Regions from separate parts of the Homo sapiens genome. Here region 1 is linked to region 2. Evidence: chromatin loops called from intact Hi-C (ENCODE). Cell type or tissue: HepG2. All regions are shown on one strand. Each heading gives the region's core, and the rest is flanking DNA. Links, peaks and the distances in the headings are about the cores only.

What was found. Peaks named below come from ENCODE experiments on the same cell type or tissue, not always from the same donor. Only the 100,000 strongest peaks of a DNase experiment are listed, where the experiment ranks them.
Region 1: a loop joins it to region 2, with 3 times the contacts of the local background. A loop is called at or near these places in 7 of 110 quality-filtered maps.

What each region holds. Positions count from the first base shown.
Region 1 is chr5:146,023,943-146,026,862 of GRCh38, forward strand. The region is part of intron 5 of SH3RF2 (SH3 domain containing ring finger 2); the gene reads left to right. All of the region lies in intron 1 of LOC107986458 (a long non-coding RNA gene), which reads right to left. Among named protein-coding and RNA genes, the nearest start is that of PLAC8L1, 80 kb to the right of the region's middle. RefSeq lists enhancers at 2,100-2,895, 2,896-2,920. In HepG2, for the core only: no CTCF peak of the experiment used is centred there; a DNase peak (open chromatin) is centred at 1,249.
Region 2 is chr5:145,933,810-145,936,729 of GRCh38, forward strand. LOC107986458 (a long non-coding RNA gene) reads right to left here. Exons shown (of 4, transcript XR_001742913.2): 4 at 1,892-1,954. It overlaps SH3RF2 (SH3 domain containing ring finger 2), which reads left to right and starts at 2,769. Exons shown (of 10, transcript NM_152550.4): 1 at 2,769-2,885. RefSeq lists an enhancer at 2,507-2,920. In HepG2, for the core only: no CTCF peak of the experiment used is centred there; a DNase peak (open chromatin) is centred at 1,432; H3K4me3 peaks cover 896 bases.

The DNA.
Region 1 (2,920 bases), core at 91-2,590, 90 kb after region 2:
TTCCTTTTTATGGCAAATAACATTCTATTGTATGAATATACCACATTTTGTTTATCCACTCATCAATGAATGAGCGTTTGGGTTGTTTTTACTTTTTGGCTATTTTGAATAATGCTGCTATGGAACATTTGTAGACATATGCTTTCATCTGATTATATACCTAGAAGTGGAACTGTTAGATCATATAGTAACTCTGTGTTTAAGGAACTGCCAATGATTTTCAAAAGTGATTGCACCATTGTACATTCCCAGGCTTGGTGTATGCAGGTTGCAATTTCCCCACATCTTCGCCAACACTTGTTTTATTATCAATCTTTTTTATTGCAGCCATCCAATTGGGTGTGAATGTTATCCTATTGTGGTTTTGATTTGCATTTCCCTCATGGCTAATAAGAGCATCTGTTCATGCGTTTATAGTGCATGTGTTCTTTGGAGAACTGTTTTTTTATATCCTTTGCCCATTTTATCATCGGGTTTCCTTATTATTATTGAGTTGTAAGAGTTCTTTACATATTCTAGATTCAAGTCCCGTATCAGTTATATGACTTGCAATTTTTTCTTTCATTCTGCGTGTTGCCTTTTCACTTTCTAGGTGTGTCCTTTGAAGCACAAAAGCTTTTCATCACATCTACTCTTTCCTTTGTTGCTTGTGCTTTTGTTGTCATATCTAAAAACCAGTGTCTAATTCAAATTCATAAGTATTTATCACTGCATTTTTTTCTAAGAGCTTACAGTTTTTACTCTAATGTTTAGATTTTATGATCCAGCTGGAGTTAATTTCTATGTATGTTGTGAGATAGGGATCCAGATGCATTCTTCTACCTGTAGATATGAAGTTGTTCCAGCATCATTTACTGAAAAAGACTATTTTTTCCCATTTTGTTATATTTACACTCATGTTAAAAATTAAGTACTTTTTATAGCAACACATCAGGAAGCACATAATGCCTAACTGCCTCCCTTTTTGTATTAAAATTGATTCTATTCAAGTGTCAGCCTGCTCCATCCATTAAATGGGTCCCCATTAGCCTTTTACCGGGTGGTTTGAACATTATTTCATTAGGGGTTGCAAAATGATGGTGTTCCAAATCTGTCACTCCTGAATTTTTTTATGCCACAATTCTTCCATAATATTGAGCTATTTGTAAGACACAGCACTGTGAGCTTTATCTCACTATTGATCTCCACACCTACACATCATAATCCCTCAGCATATATTGGGGAGTCCAAAGTTCATATTCTTAACCTCTCTCTCTGTCTCTCTCATTTGTTCCTGGGCATTCCCCTAGCTCAAAGACAAGATTCATTTCTCACCACCTTCCCGCATGGCATGTTTGCCATCACTGAACAGCCACCCCTTTTTCCACTGGCCACTGCCAGCTGGGCTAATCTTACTGCCTGCCTGTGCAGTCGCCTTGTTTACATCCTTGCCACTGCCGTAGGCTGGCCCCCAGTCCAGGCCTCCTTGGCCCACATGTTCCCTCCCTTGCCTTCCTGAGGTCTGGTTCCCACACTTGAGCCAAGATCAGGAGAAAGAGGCCCAAGTTTGTTCAGCTTGGAGAAGAAAAGATTGATGTGGGGTTGAATGATGACTTTGTTTTTCCAAACTTGCATTTCTATACCAGTTTTATTTTCCTGTGTTCTGAAGAGAAAAGGAACATAAATCAAAACATGAAGGATTTAAGGAAGTACAATGAGAAATCTCTCCTACCGCATAGACTGCTGGAAACTAAATACTGCCAATGCTGAAGTGGAATCTATGGATTCTGTTGTTGTTTTTATTGTGTTTGGTTTGGTTTGTATTTATTCTACAGAGGAAGGTAGCTTAGTACAAACAAAAAGGTTTTGAGTCAGGCAAAGCTTCTTGTCATGGCTTTGCCATCTGGTAACTAAATGACATTGAAATTAAGTATCTAACCCCAATAAGCCTCAGTGTACTCATCTGCAAACTGGGATAACTCCTTCCATGCAGGGTCTTGGCAATGGTAGCAATAACTCAAGCTGCAGCCATTGCTATTACCTTCCCCCTCTTTCCTCCAAGGGGAGCTTTTAGAATCTGTCATTTGTGTGACTGGGGAGAACCCTGAATTAACACAGGGAATGGGCCAAACGTTTTAAAATCTAAATGATCATTCCAATCTGAATGTTTTAAGGTATAGTTTTTCACAACTACTAACAGATATGGAGGAGGGGGTGATCTTGCCTCTTATATGTAAAACACTGGCAGGAAAAGGTACTTCCTTAACAGACTCAAGGTCTTCCCCCAAAAATTAAATAAACACATGAATTATAATTTAAAATATAACTAATAGTCCCTACAATATATAACATCTTTGAGCCACATAGTCCCAGGTGGCAGTAACCTTTATTTGCACAAGAAAGGTGATAGATACATCACGAGCGAGGCCTCAAAGAATGTGATCCTAGCACTCCCACAGTTAACTGTATAGCCCTGGACAAAGGGTTTTGCCTGTCTGGGTCCCAGTTTTCTCATTGGAATGACAAAAGTGGCTTGGCAGAGTATTATGTGCGTTAATTGGCTAACAGCACACTCTGAAGATAGGTAACACAGGGAAAGAGCTGTTTCTATTATTTAATGAATCATGGTTATTGTTGTGATTCTTCCTGTCTTCTGCGGGAGCACACATTTACACAACAGACCTGTTTTCTTTCTGTCTGGTGCAAAGTTTTGTCAGGCCCCGCAGGTATTGGGTAGAGCTATTCTCTGAGGCAAAGAGCTTCTCAGCACAGGCAGTATAGTAAGGAAATAAAAATATGGGCTTTGGGGTCAGCTAGATCTAGGACGGAACTCACACTGCTTCTTACCAAACAGTATAACCTTGGGCAAGATACTTTACTCCGTCTGAGCCTCAGTTTTTATATCTGTAAAATGGGACTAATGATGGTAATTTTCATAAGA
Region 2 (2,920 bases), core at 186-2,685:
ATGGGAAGGTTTGAAGCTTTTAAGACCATTGACCATACAGGGGTGTGGAGGGGCCATGAGATGGGTAGACTACAACCCAGAGGGGCCCAATCTCCTTTTCTGACATCAATATTTTGTCTTGGGTTGGCTCTGAGATCAGCTGGTGTGTACAATATGGGTATATGTGTAACCATGTGCAGATTTAAATAGTAAAGATACATGGGTGTACTTATGATATGTACATGATTTTATAAAATGAAAAGAAACACAGGCCCCGGGATTAGACCAACCTGAGTTCAGATCACAAGGTTTGTAACCCTGGGAAAGTTACAGTATCTTACGGGGTGGTTGGGAGAATTCAATGAGATAATATGTTTAAAATCTTAGCATTGGTCAGTGGCATACAGCAAGTGCTCCATAGGTGTTACTATTATTAAGATTATGTATGTGTGCACCCTTACACAAGTGTATGCATGCATCTGCATATAGGTGCAGATATGAGTATGTAAGGGAGATAGAGTGTGTTTAAGAACAAGAGAAAGAATAATGAAAAATATCGCCAATCTCTGCAACAGGAGTTCCAGCATAGGAGTGGCCCTTTTTACGGAGTGAGACCACTGCAGGGCACAAAGGAAACTGACTCAGCTTTACTAAGTGGGAAACAGAGTAAGAGGACAGTAAACCTCAAGAGCTTCCTTAGTGGCACAGACTCAAGAGTAGAAATTAATAGAAGGAGACAGGCAAGCAGAATGGGATGTGATGTTATCAAAGCTCAAAAGTGACGTTAAAAAAGTAATAGTTGAAAGTGGTCTCTGAAATTGTCCTACATCAAAATTAGGCCTCCGTGCTCAGAAAATAGATAACCATCGGCTCCATCCTAAAGTTCTGGGCCACATGCATGTTTGATGTTTTGGAACTAACATGAAAGAACGTGGAAAAATATGTAAACAATGTTTTCAGACCTCCTGGTCTCCTCTTAAGATTTTCCCATTGAGCTGTGTCTGAACACTCTCTGCATAATAAATAATTGTCATCCTTACGTCTAGAGAGAAGATATAGTAATAACAATAATTTTAAAAAGAACACCCAGTTTCTTTCTCTTTTTTTTTTTTTTTTTTTTTGAGACGGAGTCTTAGTCGCCCAGGCTGGAGTGCAATGGCACAATCTCAGCTCACTGCAGCCTCCACCTCCCAGGTTCAAGTGATTCTTGTGCTTCAGCCTCCCAAGCACTCCCAGCCAACACACCCAGCTAATTTTTGCATTTTTAGTAGAGATCGGGCTTCACCATGTTGGCCAGGCTGGTCTCAAACTCCTGACCTCAAGCAATCCACCCACACCTCAGCCTTCCAAAGTGCTGGGATTACAGGCATGAGTCACCGCGCCTGGCCTCAAACACCTAGTTTCTAGTCCCAATTCTGCCCCTAACTCACTGGACAACTTCAAAGAATCCCTTGATCTTTCTGGGCACAGCTGCCTCATCTGTAAGAGAAAGTGAGTAGCCAGTTTTGTCCATTATCTTTTGACCTCTTGCCCTCTTAGGGGAGGCTTAGCTCCCTTGAACCACCTCTTCACCTCTTTTTTTTTTTTTTTTTTTTTGTCGCCCTGGCTGGAGTGCAGTGGCACGATCTCAGCTCACTCCAGCCTCCGCCTCCCAGGTTCAAGCGATTCTCCTGCCTCAGCCTCCTGAGTAGCTGGGACTTCAGGTGCGCACCACCATGCCCAGCTAATTTTTGTATTTTTAGTAGAAATGAGGTTTCACCATGTTGGTCAGGATGGTCTTGATCTCCTGACCTTGTGATCTGCCCACGTCGGCCTCCCAAAGTGTTGGGATTACAGGCATGAGCCACTGCGCCTGGCCAGCCTCTTAAAGTTATATCACTCCATGACATTGTTAAGAGCACAGCCCACTTGCCTTCTGCTAGCTGTGACTCCCGAGATGAGTTATTTATCCTCTCTGTGTCTCAAGTTCCCTCATCTGCAAGATGAAAGTAAAGAATAGTTTAGTGTCTCCTTGGGTTGTTAAGGGGTTAAAGGGCTAACACAGGTAAGGTATTTAGAACAGTGGTTGACACAGATAAGGACTACCCTGGCATTAAGATTGTTATTATTCACTTAATCGGATACCTTTGTAATTTTACATGAAATGTATTATCGATAAATCAAAAAATAGAAATATAGGCATAATCTGAGGATATGAAAAGACTACAGTGGATAACAGGCAGGAGGAGAGCTTGGAGGCCACTGCTTTTCCTTTTTTGAAAAAGCTTCTCTGTGCTTTGATTTTTCACGTATGTGTATATACGTGACACTAGTTTTTTAATTTAAACAGATTGAGCAAAAAGATCACTAAAGTCCCTCTTATCTCTAAATTCAGAGATTGACTATGATTTTCAAAGAGCAATATTTTCTAGGTGTCCGACTTATCCTTGTTTTCATAGCTTGACCATTTTTACTTTTGACCTTCCCAGGAAATCCTTATGAAGATTTAAAATAAACACAATCACTTTGGTATGTTTATAATGGAGCAGGTTCTGACTCCTTGGATACTACAGAAAACGGGAAAGGTGAAAATATGAACTTTGTAAATACTTGGCCTTAGGGACTGGCTTATATTTTACCTCTTACAATCTTTTCCCAGAAGCAATTCAGTAAACTGAAGGAAAGATCATAAAGTTAACAACTGCAACAACAAAAGCGTGGTAAGTAGGCAGCGCCCTGGCAGTGAAAGCGTTAACAGGGCTGGGTAAGGCGATCCCTTGAAATGAGTAAGACTGAGTGGTTAAAGTTTTCAAAGCGGTTGGCAGCAGCGGCGCTTGGAGGAAAGGAAGCCGGTTGGAGGGCGCAGCGCACCCCTGCTGCGCGGAGGAGGGGGCTGAGCTGAACTCAGCAGAAGTTACATGCACAAGGTTAGTGGCCCCCACACGCCTCCCCAGCCCGCTGC